Linked DNA regions of Mus musculus: region 1 is linked to region 2. The links are chromatin loops, found by intact Hi-C in ENCODE. Cell type or tissue: gastrocnemius. All regions are shown on one strand. Each heading gives the region's core, and the rest is flanking DNA. Links, peaks and the distances in the headings are about the cores only.

The links. A loop is a pair of places that touch in the nucleus more often than their neighbours do. Peaks named below come from ENCODE experiments on the same cell type or tissue, not always from the same donor. Only the 100,000 strongest peaks of a DNase experiment are listed, where the experiment ranks them.
Region 1: it touches region 2 in a loop (6-fold over the local background); 2 of 42 quality-filtered maps call a loop at or near these places.

Annotation. Positions count from the first base shown.
Region 1 is chr10:57,444,513-57,452,846 of GRCm38, reverse strand. No RefSeq gene overlaps it. Among named protein-coding and RNA genes, the nearest start is that of 4930467K11Rik, 38 kb to the left of the region's middle. In gastrocnemius, for the core only: CTCF peaks have their summits at 4,498 (motif pointing right) and 4,702 (motif pointing right); a DNase peak (open chromatin) is centred at 4,722; H3K4me3 peaks cover 299 bases.
Region 2 is chr10:58,848,719-58,857,052 of GRCm38, reverse strand. All of the region lies in intron 1 of Sh3rf3 (SH3 domain containing ring finger 3), which reads right to left. Among named protein-coding and RNA genes, the nearest start is that of Sh3rf3, 40 kb to the right of the region's middle. In gastrocnemius, for the core only: no CTCF peak of the experiment used is centred there; a DNase peak (open chromatin) is centred at 4,152; H3K4me3 peaks cover 332 bases; H3K27ac peaks cover 517 bases.

The DNA.
Region 1 (8,334 bases), core at 221-8,220, 1.4 Mb after region 2:
AATATTTTTGAATCTGTTGAGGCCTGTTTTGTGACCTATTATGTGGTCAATTTTGGAGAAGGTACCATGAGGTGCTGAGAAGAAGGTATATCCTTTTGTTTTAGGATAAAATGTTCTGTAGATATCTGTCAGATCCATTTGTTTCATCACTTCTGTTAGTTTCAGTGTGTCCCTGTTTAGTTTCTGTTTCCATGATCTGTCCATTGGTGAAAGTGGTGTGTTGAAGTCTCCCACTATTATTGTGTGAGGTGCAATGTGTGCTTTGAGCTTTACTAAAGTTTCTTTAATGAATGTGGCTGCCCTTGTATTTGGAGCATAGATATTCAGAATTGAGAGTTCCTCTTGGAGGATTTTACATTTGATGAGAACGAAGTGCCCCTCCTTGTCTTTTTTGATGACTTTGGGTTGGAAGTCAATCTTATCAGATATTAGGATGGCTACTCCAGCTTGTTTCTTCATACCATTTGCTTGGAAAATTGTTTTCCAGCCTTTTATTCTGAGGTAGTGTCTATCTTTTTCTCTGAGATGTGTCTCCTGTAAACAGCAAAATGTTGGGTCTTGTTTGTGTAGCCAGTTTGTTAGTCTATGTCTTTTTATTGGGGAGTTGAGATCATTGATGTTAAGAGATATTAAGGAAAAGTAATTGTTGCTTCCTGTTATTTTTGTTGTTAAAGTTGGCATTCTGTTCTTGTGGCTATCTTCTTTTAGGTTTGTTGAGGGATTACCTTCTTGTTTTTTCTAGGGCATTGTTCCCGTTCTTGTATTGGTTTTTTTCTGTTATTAACCTTTGAAGGGCTGGATTCGTGGAGAGATAATGTGTGAATTTGGTTTTGTCGTGGAATACTTTGGTTTCTCCATCTATGGTAATTGAGAGTTTGGCTGGGTATAGTAGCCTGGGCTGGAATTTGTGTTCTCTTAGTGTCTGTATAACATCTGTCCAGGCTCTTCTGGCTTTCATAGTCTCTGGTGAAAAATCTGGTGTAATTCTGATAGGCTTGCCTTTGTATGTTACTTGACCTTTTTCCCTTACCGCTTTTAGTATTCTATCTTTATTTAGTGCATTTGTTGTTCTGATTATTATGTGTCGGGAGGAATTTCTTTTCTGGTCCAGTCTATTTGGAGTTCTGTAGGCTTCTTGTATGTTCATAGGTATCTCTTTCTTTATATTTGGAAAGTTTTCTTCAATAATTTTGTTGAAGATATTTGCTGGTCCTTTGAGTTGAAAATCTTCATTCTCATCCACTCCTATTATCCGTAGGTTTGGTCTTCTCATTGTGTCCTGGATTTCCTGGATATTTTGAGTTAGGATCTTTTTGCATTTTCCATTTTCTTTGATTGTTGTGCCGATGTTCTCTATCGAATCTTCTGCACCTGAGATTCTCTCTTCCATCTCTTGTATTCTGTTGCTGATGCTCAAATCTATGGTTCCAGATTTCTTTCCTAGGGTTTCTATCTCCAGTGTTGCCTCACTTTGAGTTTTCTTTATTGTGTCTACTTCCCTTTTTAGGTCTAGTATGGTTTTGTTCATTTCCGTCACCTGTTTGTATGTTTTTTCCTCTTTTTCTGTAAGGACTTCTACCTGTTTGATTGTGTTTTCCTGTTTTTCTTTAAGGACTTGTAACTCTTTAGCAGTGTTCTCCTGTATTTCTTTAAGTGATTTATTAAAGTCCTTCTTGATGTCCTCTACCATCATCATGAGTTATGCTTTTAAATCTAGGTCTAGGTTTTCGGTTGTGTTGGGGTGCCCTGGACTGGGCGAAGTGGGAGTGCTGGGTTCTGATGATGGTGAGTGGTCTTGGTTCCTGTTAGTAGTGCTCAGAGCACTCTCTGCTGGCAAGCTCTCTTACAGGGATGGTGCGCAGATATCTTGTTTTTGGACCTCCTCCTGGTCAAAGAAGAAGGCCCAAAACAGGGCCTCTCTCAGAAGCTGTGTTGCTTTGGCAGTTCCCAGAAGCTGTCAGCTTCTGTGGTGCAGACTCTCACCTGTGCAGACTAAATTCCTAAGTTCCAGGGAGTCCTGGAACCCAGATGGCGACCGCTGCTGCTGAGGCTGAGGCCACCTCCCAAGCCAGGCAGACACCTGTCCTCTGGTCCGGAAGGTGGCCGGCTGTCTGCGGCCCGCCAAGGGTGCTGCCTCAGCGGCTCTGTGCTTCTGCCTGTCCCAGAAGCTGTCCGGTTCTCTAGCGCACCCTCTAACCTGTTCAGACTAATTTCCTAAGTTCTGCTGAGTCCTGGAACCAAGATGGCAACCGCTGCTGCTGAGGCTGAGGCCGCCTCCCCAGGTTTGCTTTTTTCATTGTGTCCTGAATTTCCTGGGTTAGGAGATTTTTTCACTTTGTATTTCCTTTGACTGTTGTGTCAATATCTTCTATGGTATCTTCTATTCCTGAGATTCTCTCTTCTCTGTTGTGTATTCTGTTGGTGATGCGTGTGTATCTGTTACTCCTGATCTCTTTCCTAGGTTTTCCACCTCCAGTGTTGCCTTCTTTTGTGATTTCTGTATTGTTTCTATTTCCATTTACAGGTCTTGGATCACTTTGTTCAATTCCTTCACCTGCTTGATTGTGTTTTCCTGTAATTCTTTAAAAGGATTAACCTGTTAGCTCTTTAACGTCTTCTAACTGTTTACCTGTGCTCTCTTGTATTTCGTTAAGGAAGTTATGTTCTCCTTAAGGTTCTCTGTCATCTTCATGAAATGAGATTTTTAAGCCAGGATCTCTCTTTTCAGGTATGTTAGGGTATCCAGGACTTGCTGTGGTGGGAGAACTGGGTTCTGATGGTGCCAAGTGGCATTTGTTTCTGTTGCTTATGTTCTTGCACTTTCCTCTCGACATCTTGTTATTGCTTGTGTTAATTGGCCTTGTTGTTTCTGACTGGAACCTGTCTCTAGTTATGACAGACCTCCTGGGAATTCAGCTGTCCCTGGGAGTGGGAGGGGATTGGGAGTGCCACCTCTGTTCCAGGCAGAGCTGCTTCCTAGAAGGATGATGTGCTTCAGGCAGGGCAGATAGGTTCTGCCTCCACTGGGCCCCATGGGGGTCCCAGTTATACTAGGTATTAGGGTGGAGGGGTGTGTCTCACCTGCAAGCCTAATTATGATGGACATCTTGGGAGTCAAGCTGTCTCTGGGTGTCCTGATTTTAGTTTTTATGTGAATGTGCTCAGCTATTGTTTCCCTTTTACTCACTGTACCAGACATAGTGGAGTATCTTTCTTTTTATAAACTTCCAACCGAAGAAACACTTCAGCTATTTCTTTACTCATTGTGTATCACCTGGCCTTTACAGTCTCTGGCCTCTCTTATACTGGATCACTGAGTAACACAGATGTATTTTGCTTTTTTTTTTTTTTTTAGAATTAATATTTTTATTATGTATTTTCCTCATTTACATTTCCAATGCTATCCAAAAAGTCCCCAATACACTCCCCCTGACTCCTCTACCCACCCACTCCCACTTTTTGGCCCTGGCGTCCCCCTGTACTGGGGCATATAAAGTTTGCAAGTCCAATGGGCCTCTCTTTCCAGTGATGGCCGACTAGGCCATCTTTTGATACATATGCAGCTAGAGTCAAGAGCTCCAGGGTACTGGTTAGTTCATATTGTTGTTCCACCTATAGGGTTGCAGTTCCCTTTAGCTCCTTGGGTACTTTCTCTAGCTCCTCCATTGGGGGCCCTGTGATCCATCTGATAGCTGACTGTCAGCATCCACTTCTGTGTTTGCTAGGCCCCGGCATAGTCTCACAAGAGACAGCCATATATGGGTCCTTTCAGCAAAATCTTGCTAGTGTGTGCAATGGTGTCAGCGTTTGGAAGCTGATTATGGGATGGATCCCTAGATATGGCCGTCTCTAGATGGTCCATCCTTTTGTCTCAGCTCCAAACTTTGTCTCTGTAACTCCTTCCATGGGTATTCTGTTCCCAATTCTAAGAAGGGGCAAAGTGTCCACACTTTGGTCTTCGTTCTTCTTGAGTTTCATGTGTGACCTTTCAGAGGGAAGCAAAGACTCTGCCAGGTCATTTATGTGAAGAATCTGTGGTGTTTGTTCAGCTGGAGCTGAAGAATTGGTTGTGACTAACAAGAGACCCAAAACCACTAAAGTCAAACCTTTGCTTTGCTGGGATAATGGATGCTGGTCCACCGGGGCTGAGGAATCAGCTGTGGTTAGAGGAGACCAGCGTCACTGAGGTGAAATCTGGGAAGTGTTTTCTGAGAGTCAGTACACAGAAGCTGTGTTCCAGAGGCAGCCAAGGCTGTACCTTGCTTTGGTCATGGTGGTTCACCACAGCAATAGTGTTCCTAAGAAGGGCGACATCTGACTTCATTTCCAGAAGACTACGTGAGGACCCTCATAGGAGATGAAGTTGTTTTTATAAATTTAGTAATGATGAGCTTGTTCAGTTTTTCTATACGAGGCATGCACTTGCTTATGTTTAATAAAAGTTCTACACGTTTCCTGTAGGTGGCGCAGAAAGCACAGGTAGGAAAACGGGGAACGTTTTTATATTGTAATCTGAAACAGAATAAAATACAATCTATTTCTATATTTTCATAATTTGATCATTGAGGTGACGCTATGTCGTATATTTGAGAAATTTTAACGTATGCAATATTTTTTTGGAGTAGAGTGAAACGCTTCGACCATAGGGAAAGTTTGATGATTACCTTCCGTTTACCGTGATTATTGTAGAAGACGCTTGCTGTCATGCACAGAAGCCGCCACAGGGGGGCAGCGCAGTGCTGTGTAGGAAATGATTCAGCTGTACATTAATAGGTTCAGAAATAAGGCAGTGGGATAGAATCAATTATCTATTCAGTAATATGAATTAATATGAAGGCTTTAATAATTCATGATAACTGGCTTTTCTGAAAATAACCAGTCTGTATTATCATTACCACATTATCAAAACAGATCTTAATAACCTAGTGTCCTACAGTTTAATTCAGGTCTCTAAGAGACTTCCTAAGCCACAGCTATGTTAGAAACTAAAGTACCATGGAGCTTACATCTAACACTACAAGTCCCTAAAGCAGGTCTCACCAGGGGATTGCAAAGGGCCTTTTGCCACCTTTCTCTTCTTACATTTCTTTCCCCTTTCAGATTCTGCTTCATGCTTCTATCAATTTTAATTATTAAAGAAATGTATGCTAATACAAAAAGTGCCAAATGGTATAGAAATATATTTTGTATGGTCTAGAAATGTACTTCATGCTTTATCTCATATTTGTATGTTTTTAGGGTTGAGATATGAATTTGTATCTATTTAACAACTTCCTTTTTATTACGGCATGTTTGCAATGTTTTTTTTTTTATTTTTTTTTTTTTTAAATCATGCTTGTAAGACAGCTTTTATACTTTTTATCGTTACTTACTTGCATGTCTGTGTTTTGGTTTGCCTGTGCCATGGCATGTGTGTGGAAGTCAGATGACAGCTGCTGTAATAGTGGGAGTGGAGTTAAGATGCTAAAGTGATGCTTCCAAAATGGTGAGACAGTAGGACAGTTGTGATAGAAGTCATGTGAATAAGAGTCACAGTAGTAAGGAATATCTCAAAGGAAGGCCTAGCAGATTACGTAAAAGACAGCGAATTCTGCATTGATGCTGTGGCCTTGGCTGGGGGAGAGGGACCCTGCACTTCAGAGAAGTAAGAAAAACAAATTGGAAAAATTGTAGGCATGTTTATCTTGTAAGTTAAATAAGTAAATTCTGTAGGGTGCTCACAATATGTTGTTAATATGTTGTTGCCATTTATATGGGCGTATGTGTGTGTGTGTGTGTGTGTGTGTGTGTGTGTGTGTACATTCTGAAGTATTTTAAAGCTCCTGATAGTATCCATCAGAAAACATTCGCTGGAAAAGGGATAAGGATAGAAAGATGACTCAGTGTTTAAGAACAGTATTGCTCTTGTAGAGGACCTGATTTTGGTTTCTAGCACCCAATACTACTCTATTCGTGGCTGCTTACAACTCCAATATCAGGGTATCTGGCACTTTTGGCCTCTAGGTCATCCATACTCACATGCATATACCTCTTACACACATAGCTAATTAAAAAAATATTGTAAAAATTGAGAGCTTCAGCGTTTGTATATAGGCAAATTATGTATTTTATGTAAATGCATAAAAGTGTTTAGGATTCTCAACTCAGGGAAACCCTAGGCCTAGTTTTGTCTTCATTTCTCTTGTGTAATATGTATCCACTAATCCTTAGTTTCTTCCTTTAAACCACAGGAATGATAATAGTAATTTATAAAAACAAAACTCCAGAGCATCCCAAAACTTCCTTGGACTTAAAGGAATGGACTGTGTAAAAACATTTAAAACATGTCCTTACATGTACAGTATATATTCAGCATTTCTATTATATTCATGATTGAAAATACTGCATAAGAATTCTTAGCTTTCCTTATAGTTTTTCACCCCCAAAAAGAATTCTTTCCCTGCTCATTTAGCCTTGCCTGATCCATCACTTTCTGAAGGGTTTTGGCATTTCTAGAAAGGAGTTTAGATTGTTTGTGATGCCAGGTCAGGAGATAAAATGGAGACGTGGGGAGGATAGATGGTCGGCTGATTTCATTCTGTGAGTTAGAAATCATGGACCAGTTTAGGAGCAAAGATCAGGTGTGGAGGGAAATGAAGACAGAGAAGGAAGCATGAGGAAAGAAGAGAGAGCAGGGTTTTGGGGATTAGAAACCAGGAGATTGGGGGCTAGTGAGATGGCTCAGTGGGTAAGAGCACTGGTTACTCCTTGAGGTCCTGAGTTCAAGTCCCAGCAACAGCATGGTGGCTCACAGCCATCTGTAATGGGATCTGATACTCTCTTCTGGTGTGTCTGAAGAGAGTGACAGCATACTCACATACATAACTTAAATAAAAAATTCTTTAAAAAAAATGAGGAGATTGTGCATTAGGCATTCCTGAAAATTGGGGGGAGGGGCAGGTAGAAAGATACCAGAGACAACGGTGGCATTGCTGTCATTGTGGACCATGCATCTGGATTTCTTCTTCATAGTCTTCAACAAGCTTAAGCAAGGTACTTGGAGTCAAGACTTGTATTCTGCTGTATGGAATGTGCCACTCTTCCAGCTGCTGGTGTTGATTGGCAAGGCAAAATTGGGTACATGGCAAAGTGCCCCCTTTCATGTGTGCACTGTTAACTCACAACACAGTGTTTGGTACCTTGCATCACACTAATGTTTGTAACGCTGTAGGAGTCCTGATAACCATGACCAGTTCTGTGCCCCATTTTCACATGGGTCATGGTGGCATTATCATTTTTCAGGTTGTTCGGGCCTACATAACATTCTAATCTCTTACTAAATCCCATCCACATTTACTCAGAAAAATACCACGCTCCTATTATAATTGCCTCAGTTTAATGGCTCCTCTTAAATGTCTACTCGGGTTAGGCTGGTAGCATGGCCCCCTCTGAGAGGCTGAGCTTCACAGTGGAAGAGATGGAGAGTTTGAGAAGGAACAGTGCTCTAAATCCTTTCTCTTGGTTCCAGTTGAGTTGTAATGAACAACAACAACAACAACAACAACAAAAATCTAGCTGGTGGACGGTCTAAGTGTTAGCTCTTTTCCTGCTGAGACTCTTGGGACACTTGACTGGGTCTATGGCAAGGATGCTGAACCCCATGAACGATCAGATTTGGTCAACCTGGAGCCTATCTGGACTATGGAAGACCACTTTCCAGAAGCCAGACTTGTAATTTACTAGCAGTGGTAGGATAGAGAAGAATGTGCAGCCTTGGCTTGATTGATCATAAAAAGGAGGCAGGAGGAGAAATGTCAGCATTTTCGCGGTCAACTCCTGTTCCCCAAAGCTTTAATCTAAGCACGAGCCAGGTATCCCTCACCTTTGTACTGTGGCCCCAATGCTTATATTTTCTCTAAGTTTAATACAAAGTGCCTAAGTCTGGAAACCTGCTAAAAGGCAAATTTCCCTCGGCACCAATGTAATAATCGTTCTTCATAGATTCGAGAATCAGAATTCCTTTTGATTGTTCTGGAACCTGCGTTTCTTAAGGGTTTCTGTTTGAAATCATGTTTTCTCCTGTTCTTTCTCTGTGGAACTGAAACCAGGAATGCTCTGGCTAGGCAAGCTCTCTATTACTGAACTACACTCCTAATCCGCATCTCCCAACTCTTTGAATTTCTCCTTCAGGGATGCACGTTGGAGATGCTGATTCTCAAATGCCTTCATAAGCTGTCACCTGCCCATCCCCAGTGCTGTGTTCTCAGTGTATTCGCCTTTTCTTCTTGAGACTTCCTTACATTCTACTAATTGATGCTGATAGTGCTGTATTCTCAAACCCCCGACACATATGCT
Region 2 (8,334 bases), core at 51-8,050:
AGAAGGTAGGAGGGGGGCAGATGGCAAATAGAATGACTCTCAAGTGTTTCCTAGGAGACCATAATTGCCCAAGCATCCCTAAACCTGAGCAGCAGTGACAGGCTCCAAGTATATATACAGGCAGCCAGAATGAGACTCTAGAGTCTGTTAGACAGGTCAGAAGGGATCAGCACACACTTGGGAGGCTTAAAGGACTCTGTGTTCAAAATGAACCAACTCTGGCTCCTGCTCCTTGACCTCCCTCATCTGTTAAGTGAGAGCAGAGTGGACAAGTCTTCAGGTTGCTCCCCAGGAAGCAACTACAGAAATTGTGTCCACTTCCAGTGATCAAAATAACATAATCTCCTTTACATGTTCTCATTAGGTAGAGCCTAGTACTCTGTGTAAATATTTAATAAAATATTTCCTGACTTGAGCATGCCCTAACTGGGGAATAGCCTATCTCTGGGACACTAGAGTGAGCTGACTCCATAATACAGACCCTTCGACTAGACAAAGGAAAGAACTACACAGGACCCATCATGGTTTCTTAAAACCATTTCCAGGTGTTTTAAATGTACCTAGATCGTGATGATAAAACAATAAGAAATGCTCGGAGCACCAAGTCTCCCGGATATAATTAGATTCAATGGGAGCTTGGCAATTTACTTGTCCGCATTAACAATCTGTTCATATGGGTGTGATACAAACCACAGGAAACAGATACAACGCTCTGGAAGATTACAAGCCATCAGCAGCAACCTATAAAAGTAAGATGTCAACTTAATTGTCTCAGGGAAAGATGAGTTCCATAACAGTCTTTGTTAGAACTCATACACAGAGCACCGTCCCACCTGCACGCAGCAAAGTTCAAAGCAAAGCAGGGAGTGGGGGCCGGCAAAGAGGGGGGGTGGCGGGGGGGTCAAAGGCGCTTGTGAGTTTTCTTTGCCTTTCAAGTCTCCTGATTTCCTCTATCATACCGTTTGAACAGATGTGTAGAGTGTAGAAAGGACGTCCAGCAGTCTATCTGCCTACACAGTGAGAATGTGCATCCAGTTCTCAGAGGACCCGCTATGCAGCTGAGTGTAGGGAGGGTGCACTATCCTACCTGCCGTAGGTCTGGGGACTTGGAGCAGTGCTGCAAAGTGAGAATCGATCTGGGAGGCAGTCAAAGCTGCGGGCAGCCCCAGACAGTAACAGCTCATAATGCAAACCTAAAAGCTATTTTTCTATTCTTTAAATCTGGTTTCTGATTGTTAATGACACATCAAATAGACGGAGAAGGTAAATTTTAAAAAGGAGGGTATCTATATGAATCGCATATAGCCTTTTATTTTGGTAAGTAAAACTTTTGGGGTGGAAAACTATAACCATTTGAGATGGTCATTGTCTGTAGTTAGGGTAGCACACACAGTCAGGAATCTGAGCTCATACCTTCTCCTCTCCACCCGCAGACTGGCACAGTATCAGAAGGAGCCAATCATTCTAGAGTGTACTTGGCAGACTTCAGGCCACCATCTTAAGAAACAGGAGACTGCTTTATCTCAGGGCACTGTAAACAACACTTTCCACCCCAGGAGAAACGTAAAACTGTTACTGAGGTCAGTGAGAAGGGTCTGTGGCCTGCCTCAGAAGCAAGCATCTCTATGCAAGCAGGCTAGACTCCAAAGCCTCTGGAGCCCTCCAGGATAGCCAGGGAGATAAGCATCGCACAGAGAGGCACTGTGAAACTCTCCTTGCAGGGAAGTAGGAGACCCTGGTGCAGATAGAGCTCTCTCCACGCCCTCAGAGCTAGGTGCTATTTTTCAGACTGGAAAGAACGCTTTAAAAAAAATATTTTCAGTCTCTTTGTTAAACAAAGGAAAAGGTGACAGACATAGTGCCACTGCTCTTTGAATGACACTCCAGAAAAGCAAACACTCACCTCACACTTAGAAAAGCAGTGGGGAGAGAGGGACCCCGGTTTATTCTACATGTGGCCGTCCATAAATAACCCTGAGGTAATACTTCACTTCTGCAGTGGCCTCTCAGAAGGCCTGCTGGCATGGCGTACGTAGCAGACCTGACTGCCAATACAGTACTTTGCACTTCTTGTATTTCAGTGCTAGGCAGGCAGTCTGGGGGGTGGGGTGGGGTAACCAACTATGCCCTTTTGGAACAAAGCAAACCCTGCTGGATGGAGAGGAGGGACCCCCCTGCTTGTCTCTGCAGGCGCTATCATAGGGACTGTGTGCCACTTCCCTGGACTTGATCTTTCATTTAAACAATGAATCAAACCCAGACACGGCATGGCTCTGCAGGGTAACGTGTGTGCACGCTGTTCATGTCCTGTGTACAAAGCAGGACCTCGTATAATAAAACCAAGGAGATGGCCAAAAGAAAACTGGGCTCCAGAGCAAAAGGTTCCCTGCGACTGGGTCTCCCAGAAGGATGAGTGCAGATGCTTGCTGGGCTCAGGGAGGGCAGTTCAGGGGGCGGGGCGGGGCGGGGGCGGGGCTGGAGCTGGAGCTGGGAAGTGCTTATTTAGGACAGATTGACTGTCCTAAATAACTGTTCTCCGAGCTCATTTGCTTCCTGTGACCCCAGGCCTCAAGGAGATGCCTCCCTACCTGCCTTCCTACACAGGTTGGCCCTAAAGAGTTAGGTTAGGTACAGCCTTCATCCACAGCGGTGAGACGCAATAGAGAGCAAACCCCAACTCTGTATCTCCTTAAGAAGCAGCCTCCTCCAAGAGGGTCCCCTAAGAGTCCACAGCCATCTATTCAGACTACACAAATTCAGTCAGATACAGGGGTTGTTAAATTGGGCAATTATAAGAATTCCAAATACACACACACACACACACACACACACGTATATGTAAATATATATACATATATATACACACACACACATCGTTAAGAGTTAAGATTTATTCATTGTATATACGTGAGTACACTGTTGCTTTCTTCAAACGCATCAGAAGAGGGCATCAGATCCCATTACAGATGGTTGTGAGCCATCATGTGGTTGTTGGGATTTGAACTCAGGACCTCTGGAAAAGCAGTTAGTGCTCTTAACCACTAAGCCCTCCAACTATATTTTTAAAACTCAATAAAAGAAACACACGGGACACAGACTCTTTGCAAATGATTTCTTTTTGTCTAACAACACAGTGGTCAGCAGTGTATAACTGAGGCTCTGGACTAGCAAACACTGGACCATGGCAGTGGGTAAGTGTGGCAGGTTAGACCAGCACTCACAAAGCTCAGAACACCAGGGCGGGGCTCTACTTCAGGAACCACAGAGCTTCCAAGGTCAGGAAAGGTGTGGCTACTGTAAGTGCTGTCTAAGTTTTCAGCCAGTGAGGCAGCCTTACATCAGAAGGCTGAAGTGGCAAGTGGCATTCTAAGGTACCTCTCTTCTCCATCATGTCTCAGTCTATGTGCACCCCAAGAAAAACATGTGTACCTCAAACTTCCCTCATGAGGAGAAAAAGGAGTGGAATGAATCTCCTGTGGTATCCCTCTAGAGCTTCCTACATCACCCCCAAACCCTAAATACAAACTGCCTTTTCATTCATTTGGGGGAGAGGAACATTTATTTGCTTTGGCCATACTGAAGCCCACAAATGAGTTTCCAAGTTTAGGGCTGGAGAGCTGGCCCTGCATGCTTTGGATTTACAGAGGTAAACTTCCACAGGTCCGTCTAGCAAGGTGGTATAACACATAAGTTCCCTCCCTGGCTTCACATCTGGGCTCTGCCTCCTCGTACTGTGTGACCTCACACACCTTATTCACCCTCTCTGTGCCTCATTGCACTCAGTTCTAGGATGTCGATGATGATCGGACCTTCTTCTGGGGCTGCAGCCAGATTATATGAATTGATCTTTGTGAATGCTAAGGAAAGCACCTAATGAAATGTAAACATTCTGATCACCTTCATCTTCCTGTCTTCAAGCAAAAGTAGAAGGCACAGCAGTGACATCTTAAACATCGAGACCTTACCAGGGCATCCTAAGGATGAGGAGACCACATCTGCTGTCTTCCAAGGTCAAGATTATTTCAGGAATGGGAAACCCAAGAGCAACCTGGGTTCAGGTCAAACCAGACAATTCCAGTGATGGAGGAAATAGACACTGCCCAGACAATGGTATGAAATGTGCTCATGACAGCCTAGACCTGGTGCCAACCCAGAGCAGGAGCCAGCAAGTAAATGGTTGGCAGCAGAGCAGTGACTGTATCCAGGCTGAGGATGAGGGATACAAGAAAGCCTTTACCTGACAAGAGAGTATGGGTCCCCTCTTCTGCCCAGCCTGGAAGGATCATAAGCCACCAGCATACAGAGCCAGTCCTCCAGGCTCAGTACAGTCCTGGATGAGCTGTGTTTGTCTCCAGTCTGCATCTATCCTCCAAAGACGTCTTCTCTGCCAAGCGTTCTATTCCTTATGAACTAAAGTAAATGTTTAAGTTCCTTGGACTGTACACCGTCAGCGCCTTAGTCCAGGGTACGCTGCCATCTAAGGCGTGTGCTGAGAAATCTCGGTGCCCCATGACACACAAACTTCCCAGCATCTTCTACCACTCAAGAAATGTGATGTCCCACATTGATTTCATTAAATAATCCCGTTAGATCAAAGACTTAAAACACAATGTTTTACTTAGAACCTTCCTAAAACAAACAAAAAACAAAAACAAAACAAAAACCAAGCTCCCTCTGTCTGCACTGTTTGTACTCTTCCAACACCCTAACAATCCAGTTTCCTGTTGTCTTTTAAATGCGCATGCTCTGAACTTCTTACAACCAAGTTTACTCCCAGGGAAAGATGAAGAGCCATTTGCCTGATAACATGCCTTGTCGGATTACCCTTCTACCAACTGATATATAGAAAAGTAATTACCTCTTAAATACTAATAAAAGGAAATTTGAGCAACCAGGAAGATACGTCGCAGATGCATATCCAAGCGCCCACCCTTGGGTCACACTGTGACATCACCAGGACAAAGCTCAACCCCAACAAAGAGAAATCAAACAGACAGACATGTAGTTCCCACCCGCCAGGCAGGCTGGTGAGCCACAAGATGTTTTACGGTTCTTTCTAACATTTCAGATAGAAGCTATACTCTCTGTCCCTTTAGGAGGCCATTGTCACCTCCCTCTCTCTACCTATCAGCCTCGACTTTCTACCTTTCACCCACCTCACCGGTGGGCCTTGGCAAACCCTGAACAACTTGATGCAGCAGAACTTCTGAATTCTGCAAGCAGAAGGCCCGCAAGAGGAGAAATGCCACCCTTCCTGGAAGCCAGTGCAAGGAGGCCGAGAGAGGCCAGCTTCTCAGGGGCCTGCTCTTTCACACTACATGGCACAGCCAGGGTGAGCAGACGAGGGGGACTCTGCTTATCCCTAGGCCACCCTGAGGCCCCTGAGGAAAGCCCCTGACTAGGGCATCCAGGCCTTCCCCACACCGACCAATGTGCAGCTGCAACCACCCCCATCCCCCAATAAAACTTCCTTGATGTTTCAGCCTGCCAGGCCTTTGTTTTAACAAATGTCTGTTTGTATGAATGGAGATCAGCACTTGCTGATTTGAAGTTGAGGGTATAGGGACAGTGTAATGTGGGCTTGATCCTTCAAGAAGCCTCTAGAGCTCCCATAGGAGAGAGTGGAAAGTGAAACCCCTACAGACTCAGGAGCCAAAAGGACGGGCAACTTAAAGCACTTGGAGGTACCCATGGGACATAACACTCCTGCACAGCTCAGACATGCCACATTTTTGGAGAGGTCATAGCACACAGCCTGCACTAAAGACTCAATGCACGTGTCATGCATCTCATAAGTACCATGTGCGTCCATTCTATAGAAAGGGGAAACTGAGGCTTTGAAAGCTTTGAGGGGCTCACTCAAAGATACTATATGTTGAGAGCTAGTGTATGGCATTCCTGAGCCCACAGTCCTCCAGCTGATGTCTCAGAGTAGCCTCTGGCACCAGTATGGGCCCTCAGTTGGGTAATGTACCCTACCTTCCCTATCTGTGAAGGTATAAATAATTCCTACCCTGGCCATACTGCTATACAGATCAAATGGTCCCCACAAGAAAGCTAAAAGATACCATCAGTTTGAGTATTTTCAGGGCTGAACCATGTATTTGAAGAATCAAATGTGTGGAGTGGATAGGAAATAGTTAATCACTATAAATTATTTAGTAGAGAAGACAGAGTTAAAGTTGAATTGTGAAGGGCTGGCATAGAACTTTCCTGGTCCTAGCTCACACACAAAAAGTCACAACCTCCAAAAGGCACCCATGCCCTCTCCAAGAGTAAACACCTACGCAGGGTGAGGTGAGTGACCCTTTAAGACCACTTTTAAAAAGCTAATTATTCTACCAGTCAGGGAATCAGCCACATGGCTTGGGACAAAATGTCCAAAGAGTGTACTGAGTATGATGTTCTCAGCAAATGGGGTCCATGGTGCAGAAATGTCACTCCTGTGTTAACTCCTGAATTAAATGAGTTTATGAGATACAAGAGTAAAAACAATTTTAATTAGCATGATTTTATGCATAATGAAAGTAACTAACGGTTAAAAATGGGTATTTAGGTGTTCCACTTAGTCCTAAAACTTCAACCATTCAAGTTGGCCTGATGCTTTTAGAAAGAAAGAAAGAAAGAAAGAAAGAAAGAAAGAAAGAAAGAAAGAAAGAATTCAATTAGAAAAATGAGAAACTATTTAAACTGACAAGTACTTTATATTTACACAGATTTAATAGGGGATACCAAAGACACCATCACCAACTGGGCTTCAAAGCAATGTATCCATCTCGTGTGGGAGTGTCTATGGCTTATACATACATTCATCCTTTTACTCTTTTACAACAAGTATTTCTTCTATAACCCTTTTATGCTGTTCATGGCCTAAAAAACACCCAAGAACTAAAACTCTACCATGTGACTATGACTGTATAGACATTTGGTGGCTGGCTTCATACACCAGCGGGGCATCACTTACCCAGCTGGGTTTGCTCCTTTTGAAATGAAAAATGGCAAGGGACCTCACGTATAGGCAAGGGACCAAAAGCCATACCTACACCCTGGTTCTCCTTAGTTTAAATCCAACTTTCAGCATATGCGTTTATCATACTGAGAATGTTTCTGAAATACAAAGCAGGTTCCTCCTCCTCTCAGCAAAGAGTGTACAGCTTAAAAGTGACTTGGGTCAAACCAGGGACTTGGGTCTTACTGCTGTGACGTTTAACTTACAAGAAGACTTAAACAGAACCCAGGAAGTACACCAACAATGCCAGCTTAATTCCCCAAAGCATGAAGATGGGTGCAGGTTGTGGGGAAAACGCCCTCAGAAAGCAGGAAGGAGGACATGTTCTCGGAGATGCAGCAAACATGCAGGCAAAGAACCCCACACCACAGCCTGATCGACTTAAGGGCTCTGGGCCAGAGAGAAGGGTCAGTGGGCAAGTTTTAATGAAGAACTGTCTGAAACTAGTTCTGTAGTGTGGACTGGAGGACAAAGGGGCTTCCAGGGACTTGCAGTGCAGTTGGACTTCCTTCCTTCCTTCCTTCCTTCCTTCCTTCCTTCCTTCCTTCCTTCCTTCCTTCCTTCCTTCCTTCCTTCCTCCATCCCTCCCTCCATCCCTTTTTATACCAAAGGCTCACTATGTGGCTCTGGCTGGCCTCAGACCTGCAGAGATCCACCTGCCTCTGCAGTGCTCGGATTAAAAGCGAGCTGGACCTATGCCTGGCTCGGCTCCTTTGTTCACAGGAAATCTCACAATGGTAAGTGTGATGTGGTTCTCTGGCTTAGATGCTGAAGAAAAGAAACAATATAAAAGTTCCTAGGAAGCTGCTACACCCATGCTGAAAATGCCAATGACCCGATTAGATCCTCTGCAACTGGAGAAGCCTAGAATGTTACAAGTCTAGAGCCAATATTGAGCTACCTTTAGCCCTCTTAATGCATCTGACCTAACAATCCAACCTTGTGACCTCCTGGTAAATTGTTTTGGAATGCACAAACATATCTCACTAGCTTCCACCAACCCAAAAGACAACATCCAAGACCTACAGGAGAGAGTTTTCCACGTTTTTGTAATCTACCTTATATTTCCAAATACCTTGATTTATTGAAACTGTGACCACATTAGAACTTGATGTTTGAGGCAACACGAATGTGTCTGGGGAGCTATGACCATCTGGACTAAACCACCTCTTATTACCACTGAGGTCAAAGCTGTGGTTTTGTGATTAGAATAGGAAGACTGGTGGAGCCCAAATTGAGTCTGTAACTTAGCTGTCCTTGATGAACCAACATTAATTTGTTATTTTTGACAAACGTACACATGGCAACACTGAGGTGTCCCCAGG